2 separate regions of the Homo sapiens genome follow, and region 1 is linked to region 2. A link is an interaction called in ENCODE POLR2A ChIA-PET data of the cell type or tissue named here. Cell type or tissue: OCI-LY7. All regions are shown on one strand. Region 1 holds the start of LINC01252 (long intergenic non-protein coding RNA 1252). Region 2 holds the start of LOC105369663 (a long non-coding RNA gene).

Region 1 (5,000 bases), 1.2 Mb after region 2:
GTGCAGTGAGATTTATTAGATCATTTCATGTATCATAATAAAAGACATTGAATTTCTGATGAAGGATTTCGAATGTGGTAAAATAATTCAGTGGGAACCCAACGCAGTACCTTGAAAGAGAGTTACCTTGGGTCAAGTACAATAATTGGCACTCAGACCTGACACTTCCTTTTCAATAGACTAAATTCACCATGCAGCAATTATTGGAGCTAACAAAGTGTAATCTGTATTGGAAGAGAGTTATTGAAACCAGTATTTAAAAACATTATAGCAGAACTCTTCAAATAAATTCTTATATTAACACAGAAACAAGTATGGCAGAATACTCACGGTTATTTTATTTAAAGTTGGGTTTTTCGAGTACCCTCTATTTTCATGTATTTTGGGAAATTTTAGTAATGAAAGCAAATAGTGAAACAGAATTAAATATCCATTTTATAAAATACGACAAACAAGAGGAGAGCGGCTCTGAATTCCACCCCTGTGGAATTCAGGACTGCCATAGAGCGTATTTTCAAAACTGTTGATTTTGACAAGGCTGACTAGGAGATGCCCTAGAAGCCCCAGGTATGTGTTTCAGTATGATTCTGGCAACGCTGACTTAAAGCACTAAGTAGAATCAGTAGCCTACAGTGGATACTGCCCCATAAGGAGTGACGGGGGAAACGTTGCTGATTAAATAAATGGTCTTTTGAATTGGGCTGATGGTAGATGCTATAACTGAAGTTGCAAACCACACTGGGTTCGTTTGCTAGGGCTGCTGTAATAAATGACCACAAGCTGGGTATCTTAAAACAGCAGAAAGTTACTCTCTCACAGTTCCGGAGGCCAGAGGTCTGAGATCCGGGTGCTGGTGTGTCCGGAATCGGTGGGTTCTTGGTCTCACCGACTTCAAGAATGAAGCCGCGGACCCTCGCGTGAGTGTTACAGTTCTTAAAGGCGGCGTGTCCGGAGTTTGTTCCTTCTGATGTTCAGATGTGTTTGGAGTTTCTTCCTTCTGGTGGGTTCGTGGTCTCGCTGGCTTCAGGAGTGAAGCTGCAGACCTTCGCGGTGAGTGTTACAGCTCATAAAGGCAGTGTGAACCCAAAGAGTGAGCAGTAGCAAGAGTTATTGCAAAGAGCGAAAGGACAAAGCCTCCACAGTGTGGAAGGGGACCCGAGCGCGTTGCCACTGCTGGCTCGGGCAGCCTGCTTATATTCTCTTATCTGGCCCAACCCACATCCTGCTGATTGGTAGAGCCAATGGTCTGTTTTGACAGGGCGCTGATTGGTGCGTTTACAATCCCTGAGCTAGACACAAAGGTTCTCCACGTCCCCACCAAACTAGCTAGATACCGAGTGTCCACACAAAGGTTCTCCAAGTCCCCACCAGAGTAGCAAGATACAGAGTGTCCATTGGTGCATTCACAAACCCTGAGCTAGACACAGGGTGCTGATTGGTGTGTTTACAAACCTTGAGCTAGATACAGAGTGCCCATTGGTGTATTTACAATCCCTGAGCTACACATAAAGGTTCTCCACGTCCCCACCAGACTCAGGAGCCCAGCTGGCTTCACCCAGTGGATCCCCCACCGGGGCTGCAGGTGGAGCTGCCTGCCAGTGCGGTGCCGTGTGCCTGCACTCCTCAGCCCTTGGGTGGTCGATGGGACTGGGCTCCGCGGAGCAGGGGGTGGCGCTTGTCGGGGAGACTCCGGCTGCACAGGAGCCCACGGAGGTGGGGGAGGCTCAGGCATGGCGGGCTGCAGGTCCCGAGCCCTGCCCCGCGGGAAGGCAGCTAAAGCCTGGCGAGAAATTGAGCACAGCAGCTGCTGGCCCAGGTGATAAGCCCTTCACTGCTCGGGCTGGTGGGGCCGGCCTGCCGCTCCGAGTGCTGGGTCCGCCGAGCCCACGCCCACCCGGAACTCGCGCTGGCCCGGAAGCACCGCGCGCAGCCCCTGTTCCCGCCCGCGCCTCTCCCTCCACACCTCCCTGCAAGCTGAGGGAGCCGGCTCCGGCCTTGGCCAGCCCAGCAAGGGGCTCCCACAGTGCAGCGGTGGGCTAAAGGGCTCCTCAAGTGCCGCCAAAGTGGGAGCCCAGGCAGAGGAGGCGCCGAGAGCGAGCAGGGCTGTGAGGACTGCCAGCACGCTGTCACCTCTCACTGGCAGGGTTAGGTTTTTCTGGGGGCTGTGAGAGAGAAACCAGTCTGTGCGTCTCTTTGGCATTCCTGGGCATCCCTCCAGGCTCCGCCTGTGCTGTCACACTGAGTTCCCCCTGTGTGTCTGCTTTCTCCTCTTATAAGTGATATAGGAGTTAAGAAGAAATTATTTAGGCAGATAGTGAGGGTAAGGAAGTCCTCAGTAAGGTTTTCCTTTTAATGAAAAGCAGCCCTCAAATCGTTTTCTTTTCTTACAATGAGCAGCCTGTAAAATCAAGCTGCAGACATAGACAAGCAAGCTAGAAGCTTGCACGGGTGAATGCCAGCAGCTGTGCCAATAGGAAAAGGCCACCTGGGACTAGGCATGTCCAACTTCGTATACTTGGTCATCATTTCCTACATTCTCACACAGAAGAGAGCACTCAAAAAATAGTTTTGAGAATCATTTGCTAATGATTTAATACTATTATAAGGGAATAAAAGACTTTTCTTTTAAATGAGTGCTTAAAGGCGATTGGAAGCCCTGCTAAAGTTCAGGGGTGAATGCCTTATTATTTTTTTATATTTGGGGGCAAGGGCTTTCCAGTGAAGACTGGAAAACCTGCTAGACAGATTCTAAAAGAGCTGTAACACTGGGTGAATGCTGTAGAAGCACATAGTGTTAGTAAGGTGTGGGTCAGATACGGCTTTAGAGAATGTAGCAACTGAAAGCCCAGATGGGAAGCTCCGTAGGCAGCTGGATAAGCTAATATTTCTAAATAATATGTTCAGAGATTCGGACTGAATGCAATTGCAACCTTCTCCACCAGTCAGCAGTGAGTTCTGAAGTTACAGAAGTGTGATGAATTGCGGTCAATATGGGTTCTACCTTCACTTTGGAGTCAGTCAGTGACCTTAAAATACCTGCCCAGCTGAATTTTCTTAGAGTGCTTCATTTCCTGTGGGCCCTTTTACTCCAAATTCCAGATGATGGCTTTTAGTCTGTGGGGCCGCTTTAAGAGGCAGAAATCTGATCAGAACTACTAGAAGGCTGTGAAGGTGCTGCTGTGTGGACAGGCAGGGCAGAGTGCTCAAGGCTTTCCAATGCTCCTGCAATGGATCCTCCCTACCCAGCCCACAACCTGGCAGCTCAGGGGCCAACTGTTCTCTGTTGCTTTCTACTATCATGAACACAGGAAATGGGGGTGGGTAGCTTCTGGTTTCTGATTGAGGGAGTAGAAAGTGATGCTGCAGGGATCAAAAGCAGAGAAGCTTTTAAGCCATTTGAGAAACTGTGTCCGAAGGCAAGCGGATTTTAGCAGTAGCAGCAGCAGACCCCAGAAAAATTTGAAGAAGCATTAGTTTGTGCACTGTTAATGCCACTCTCTCATGAATGAAGAGAAGAAGGCAGGCCTAATGAAGGCTTTCCTAATGAAGGCTGAAGGCAGGCCGCTATTTGCCAAAGGTGCTGAGTGGCAGGGGGAGGAAGGGAAGGAAGCTGTGCAGTGTGTACTGCTTGCTTATCAGGAATCACGTCATTTCCTGTGTAAAGGGGCTGTGTGGTCTCCAGGGGCACTGGGAAGCCTTGGATGGCATGATTTCACCTTCTTCTTGCTCATCATTGAGGAGCTCTCATTAGTTAATGCTAGCCCTATTCATTTCATCATACATCTATTGTGTTCATACTGTGTTCTGAGCTCCGTGTTTAATCTTCGCAGGCTCATGAAGAGGAGTTAAGGATACTTTTGTCTTGAAAATGCTAACAGTCCCTCATGTGCTTGGGACCAGGGCTGCTGGAAAACCCACTAAGCAGCACACGGGAAACTAGAAAAGCAGAGGAACAAAGTTTTGGGGTTTTTGGGAGAGGGGGTGAAGAATGACATATTTTATTCCAAAAGCATAAAATATTTAATAGTGGAAACTATGAATGATACTGTTTAATTTTTAGGAGGCCAAAATATTTTAAGATTTATAAGTTTTAAGCTGGCCTTGGAGTGAGGGCAGAAAATATGTACACAAACAACTCTAATACAAGACTGAATGTGATGTATACCATAACAGAGCACCAAAGTAATAATGAATTGGGAGACAGAAGAACCACAATGTCTTTATAAAGTGGTATTTGAAGTGGACTTTGATGAACAGATAGGCAGGGTTGGAGTGCATGATCACTAAATCCATTCAAACCTTCTAACATTGACTTTTTATGGTGTGGGGGTGGGTGGGATGGGCACGGATTCTCCATGCAAAGGGACTATCTCGGGAACAGACAGTCACGGGGGCGGGGGGACTAAGCTTTCCAGTGTGCCTGGAGAAAAAGGCACATGTGAGGTCATGGATCTCAGGGCCCAGGCTAGTCTAGTTTGGCTGTAGCAGGAAGTGTTCCTCACTCTGCTCAGACCCAGGTACTGCTTCAAACCAGAAAGTCTGGAGAGTGGGCTCCTTCCTCCCCTAATGGGGCAATTTGCCCAAGGACAAAGTCCAGGCTTGCTCCTCCGTATCAGACCCTGCTCTGGGTAGAGGGAAACCACCACATGCTTTCTTGTTTGATGTGCTGAGTGCTCAACTGAGCTGTCTGTGCCCCTACACTGCTTCTGTATACTTAGAGTCAACCTTTAGAGGATGATATTTCAACATTCTGCATGGAGTTTTCTCTGTAAAGTACAATGAGTTTGTGACTGACCAGAACTACAGACATTCCCTTTTGTTTGTGAGCTGCATGACCAATGTGTTTGGCCTCATTAAAAATGAACTGGGCAAGCTGGGCATGGTAGCAACTCAGGAGGCTGAGGTGGGAGTCTCACTGAGCTCAGGAGTTCGAGTCCAGCCTGGGCAACATAGCGAGACCCTGTCTCTAAAAAATATAATAATATAAAATTTTGAAATAA
Region 2 (5,000 bases):
AAAAAATTCAAACTGCACGCGCCGGCCAATGGGGAAGAAGTGGGAGGTGGGCGGAGGCCGCGCGCGGCGCGCGAGGCGGGGAGGGGCCCCGGGCGGGCGCGGGGGCTGGGGCCGCGGGAGATTCGGCAAACGCGGCGGGCGCCCGGTTCGGGGCTTTTTTTTTTTTTTTTCTCTTCCCAAAACCGACTAGAGCGCGAGACTCCGCCTGAAGCTGCAGCTTCTCGGATCCACCTTAAATCTTCAGCGGACTCAGCGTCGGGGTCAGTGGGCGCAGCCAATGCCAATCAAGTTTACAACCAGCAGCACGGGAGGGAAAAAAAAAATCATCTGCAAGTTCTCCCTACACACAAATACGCGCGCGCACACACGCACACACGTACGCACACACACACAGAAAGAAGGAGGGGGTGGGGGCGGGCGCTCGGGAGAGGGCGAGAATGTTTGTGAAATGCGCGTCCGAGGCTCCGGGGCCGCGGCCGGAGCGCGGGGCAGGCGCGCGGGGAGCGCAGCCCGGCGCGAGCGCCATGATGGTCGCCGCGGTTCGGGGCCCGTTTTCTGGAGGGGGAGCCGCAATGATGCAATCCCCCGGCCGCGCGCCCTGCTCCCTGCCTTTTCTCAACGTTCCTTTAGAGGCGCGTCGAGGTTTCGCGCCCAACGCCTTGATTTCTTTTTGTACTGCTCGCTCCGATGCCTGCTGCTCAGTGTCCCCACGCGTGACAGGCCGGGCGCGCGGGCGGCCGCAGAGGGGCTGGGCCTTACGTGTCAACTCGGCACTTTCGGTTCTGCGGGGTCGGCCTGAGGCGGACCCCACCCCATCCCACCCCAGTCCCCAGGCCAGCCCGGATCCGGGAGGTGGCCGCTGAGGTTTTCCAGCGGGACTGTGGGCCCCTTCCCCACCCCCAGCTGGGCCCGCAGGATTTTTTACCTCCCTTTTGGCTGAGAGGGGGTGGGTGGGCGTAGGGTGTGGCCCAGGTGAAAGACACAGCAAGTTTTAAAAAGAAATTCATACTCTGAACACCAGACAGGAGATCCTAGAGGAGATTTAGAATCACTTTTTCTGTGCAAAGAGCTTGAGAGAAGAGCAAGTGTGGGCGCTGTGATGATGAAGATGAAATGGCGAAGGCAGCGTCCCCCGGCCTCCGGGAAAGTCGCTCCCTGAGGCCGGGGCGGTGGGCGCACCCCGGCCTGAGAGGCCTCTCGCCCCGCTCCTCGCCTGTGAAGCCCACGCTCCCGGAGTCCCCCAAACACGCCCCCAAACCCACATTTCCCCAGTTCTTCCCCGTCCCAGGCCCCCGCGCCGGGCGGCCGGGGTTGCGATGGGGGCACGTTGCCGAGCGGGGGTGAGGGCAGAGGGGACCCACGCGGGCGGCCGTGGTGCGGGGCCCGGGCTGCGCGCCGCCGTGGCCCTCCCCAGGCGCCGGCGAGCCGGGCGGGCTTTCGAAATGCGCGGGGCTGCGGATCATTGGAGCCCAGGGTAGGGGTGGGAGCGGGCTGCAGCGCCGGAGGGTCGGCGAACTCGGGAAGGCTCTCCCCTTAGCTCCGATATCCCCACGGCCGGGGAGGCGGCCGGTTACTCAGGTGGAGAGTCCGTTTGCGGAGAGGAGTGGGAGCTTTCGCTGCTTTCTCAGCGCAGAGGAGAGGAGGAGGGAGGAAAGTTTCTGAGAAACCGCCCAGCCCGGCTGCGCGGCGGAGGCGCGGCCGCCCGGGCGCGGGAACTGCGCGCGACGACGGCGACAGTGCGGGGGGCTGCACGTTACAGATGAGGGAGCAACACTTGATGGCCTTCTCGTCCCGAGGCACCAGCCAGCCCGACCCCGCAACTGCCGCGGCGGGCGGGCGCGGAACTGCGGGGCAGTTTGGGGAGACGACGGCGCAGTGGCTTGGGTAGTGGGGCAAGGGGTGGCGGGCGACGGCGGCCGCAACCCCGCAAAGGGACGTTCACGGCGAAGGACGAGCTGAACTGCGGGTCATTTTGGGAGGCTTGACACAGGCGGGTAAAGGACGAAGGACACGGTGACTCGGGGCTGCGTTCCTGTGGACGTGCCTGGCGCGGCGAGCATCCACTTCTCCCTGGCCCGCATAACTAAAACGCAATCTCTCAAAATTCTGTTTAAAGAGACCTCTTTAGGAAAGGAGACTGGGGTGCCTGCAGCAATCCAGGCGATATTTTTTATTCTGTTAGAGACACTTTCTGAATTATCTTTTTTTACTCAGAGGAACTTTAATTTCATTATTTTCTGACCCTCCTCTCCTTCCTATTTCGAATTGTTTTTCTTGCTCCTTCAGTCTGTTTTCGAAAAACACTCTTGGATGCGAGTTTCAAACAAAATCACAAAACACCTCTAGTCTTTCATTAAAATAATACCTACTTGAAAGATGTAGCCCAGCCACTAAAGGACCTATTTTTCCCTTCCAGGAAGCCGAAGAGTCCAACCTGCTCAAAAAAAAAAAAAAAAAAAAAAAATCTTCGGGTCAAAAACTGTTCAAACTACTCTTTGAGAGCTCCTTTTGGGGTACGATAAAGGAAATGTAGGTATTTGAGCGAAAAAATTTAACCCAAATTTAGATTTTTACGATTTACCCACTTACTAGAATAAGTCCTATAAGAATTTACTATTACACCTTAAACACATTTTTTCTTGAGAATGTGGAATTACAGGAATCATTTTAGTAATCTGACTTTAAAATGTCTTGTCTTATACTTTTTTCCTTAGGTAAAAACTGTATATCTGCTGTATGGCTATGGAGACTCAAAATCCTCAGATTTGGTTACTTACATTAGCCAGTTTTTGGTTGTGTAGATTATAACAAGGAAATACCCCGTTTCTAAATATAGAAATTGAAAGAATTTTTGTATGACCAGTTAAATTTCAAAAATAGCTACGTAGAGTGCACACCAATTTCTTAAGGGCCCATATGTTTGAATATTTTAAACAAGATTTATACATTAGATGGTCCAAACAATTGCTTTAATTCCTCACACTTCTCATGTGTAAATACAGAATTTAGAGAAGTCACCATGTTACTTTCATTTTCAATCCTGCAAATGTGTCAGTGTACACTTATGTAAGGATTCTTTGGTTTTGACACATTCATATCCTAGAAGACATAAATATTTTTACTAATGCAGACTTTTGACAACCTTATTCATATGAAAATGTAGCTTTTCCATTTTCACCTTCTAAAGTTTTGTCCTCCCACACAGAGCTAAGTGGAAAACAGTAACTGCTAACTACATTCGGACTACATAAAACATCATCTGAGTTGTGGGCCTGAATTACCTAGGTATTTGCCACTTCACATTTACATTTGTGTAAATATGACTAGAATGCCAGGTCAAATACCTTGTTTGGTAAAGCACATTACAATTTGACTCAATGAATAGCTATGGAAGTTTTCTTTATTGATTACTTAATGTGTAACAATAATTGGCATCTTTTTCACACATTACAAAAAATTATACTTGGCTCAGTATGCAACCTTTTAAGCATAGCCATATTATTTAACAAAAGAGGGGAAAACCTATTCTACCCAACACAGCATTTACAAATGCACAAAACATGCCACTTTGGCTTGTATATTGTCTAGATTAAAAAAAATCTTTTAACATAAATAAGTTAGTATAATTTTTCAGTGTTTTTACAGAGTTATGTACACAGGTACACTTCAAATGGTTTTTCCATACACAGGCAATGAAATACTGTTTAAAGATGTAGTATCCATTTCACTTATCCTACAAGTGTGCTTTTCTCTACATGAACCTTCCTTGAAAAATAACACTTTCCTGTGGATAAATGGACAGAGTAAGCTTTAAATTAAAAAATATTTCATTTTTTAATGTGAAGTTACTTACAGATCTTTAAAAATATCGAGGGATTTAGAATTATTTTGACTGTGTTTACACAGCCCGAAGTGAAAAGAAAATGAGAAAATTTTGTCAACAAATTTAATAAAAGCAGATGGTCAATTCTTAACATTCAAAACTCCCAAGCACCTCGGATTTTTGCCCCAAACTACCTGGAGTGATCACCATTCTGCTGAGTAATTAACTGGTAAATTCCAACTTTAAGAGAGACTGGGGAGGGCAGTGAGGATAGGTTTCTGTTGCTTTTTTAAAAAAGCCACATGCAGCTATCTAACAAACTTTAGATAGCTTGGGAGATCACCAGATCTCCCAAATGAGAATAAACTTCTTGTAAAAATAAATAGCAATTATCTTTAGCCAGTGTTCAAATTTTTGTGATTTTTTTAAATGAAGTATCAGCTGTCTCTGAAAGGGACATTACATCTTTAAAGAAAACAATTCAAACCCTTCCCCAAAATTGCTTCTCTTCATGCAAGTCAAATATTTATCTACTTGCTGTAAATCAAAGCAAGCTCTTCATACCCCGCTCCACGTCAGTTCCTCAGCCCCACCCTGCCCTCCCTTCCCCAAAGTTTATGTGCTACATAAAAGGTAAAAACTATATACACAGGTAGTACAATGAAGCAAATAAGGAAAAACCTAATTGCATAATGCTACATCCAACGCTTTTAGAGGCAGATCATTTAAGAGTGCCTAAAATTTTAGTGTTATTGTGTTGTTGTTTTTCAGTGCTTATACAGGATGTCCATTCCATGAAGTCAGCGATATGTATTTTTAAAATTTTCATGTATATCTTCCTTGCTTCATCAAGCAGTGATGTATCTGATAAACAAGGAAACATATTCTTAATTCTGCAAAAGAAAACAAAACGGAAGAATTAAAGGAAGAGCACTAGATTAACGTTACCAGTAGAGTACAGGAATTATTTTGTCACTATGTTAGCTTGGAAATACTTGATGGGGAAAAAAGTTTGATGACTATAGTCATCTCCACCTAACATTCTCTTAACTGGATTTTTTTTTCCTTTCCTCTGTGCTGTGTTCTTTGGTCTAGAGCAGTAGTTCTTAACAGTAGGCAATGTTGCCCCCGCCCCACAGGGAACATTTGGCAATGTCTGGAGACATTTTAGGTTGTC

The links. ChIA-PET counts read pairs that join two places held together with the same protein. Peaks named below come from ENCODE experiments on the same cell type or tissue, not always from the same donor. Only the 100,000 strongest peaks of a DNase experiment are listed, where the experiment ranks them.
Region 1: POLR2A ChIA-PET joins it to region 2 with 10 read pairs; 4 of 35 experiments call an interaction of 5 or more read pairs at or near these places.

Annotation. Positions count from the first base shown.
Region 1 is chr12:11,544,247-11,549,246 of GRCh38, reverse strand. It overlaps LINC01252 (long intergenic non-protein coding RNA 1252), which reads right to left and starts at 1,217. Exons shown (of 8, transcript NR_033890.1): 1 at 887-1,217. All of the region lies in intron 2 of LOC124902877 (a long non-coding RNA gene), which reads left to right. It also overlaps the pseudogene RNU7-60P. RefSeq lists an enhancer at 4,682-4,741. In OCI-LY7, a CTCF peak has its summit at 2,944; DNase peaks (open chromatin) are centred at 3,006 and 3,316; H3K4me3 peaks cover 1,271 bases; H3K27ac peaks cover 1,410 bases.
Region 2 is chr12:12,720,752-12,725,751 of GRCh38, reverse strand. It overlaps CDKN1B (cyclin dependent kinase inhibitor 1B), which reads right to left. Exons shown (of 3, transcript NM_004064.5): 3 at 3,383-4,716. LOC105369663 (a long non-coding RNA gene) reads left to right here and starts at 629. Exons shown (of 2, transcript XR_931366.4): 1 at 629-2,529; 2 at 2,715-2,848. RefSeq lists silencers at 255-504, 845-924, 1,185-1,454, 1,665-1,794, 1,865-1,994. In OCI-LY7, no CTCF peak of the experiment used is centred here; DNase peaks (open chromatin) are centred at 271, 591, 2,411, 3,021 and 3 weaker places; H3K4me3 peaks cover 5,000 bases; H3K27ac peaks cover 5,000 bases.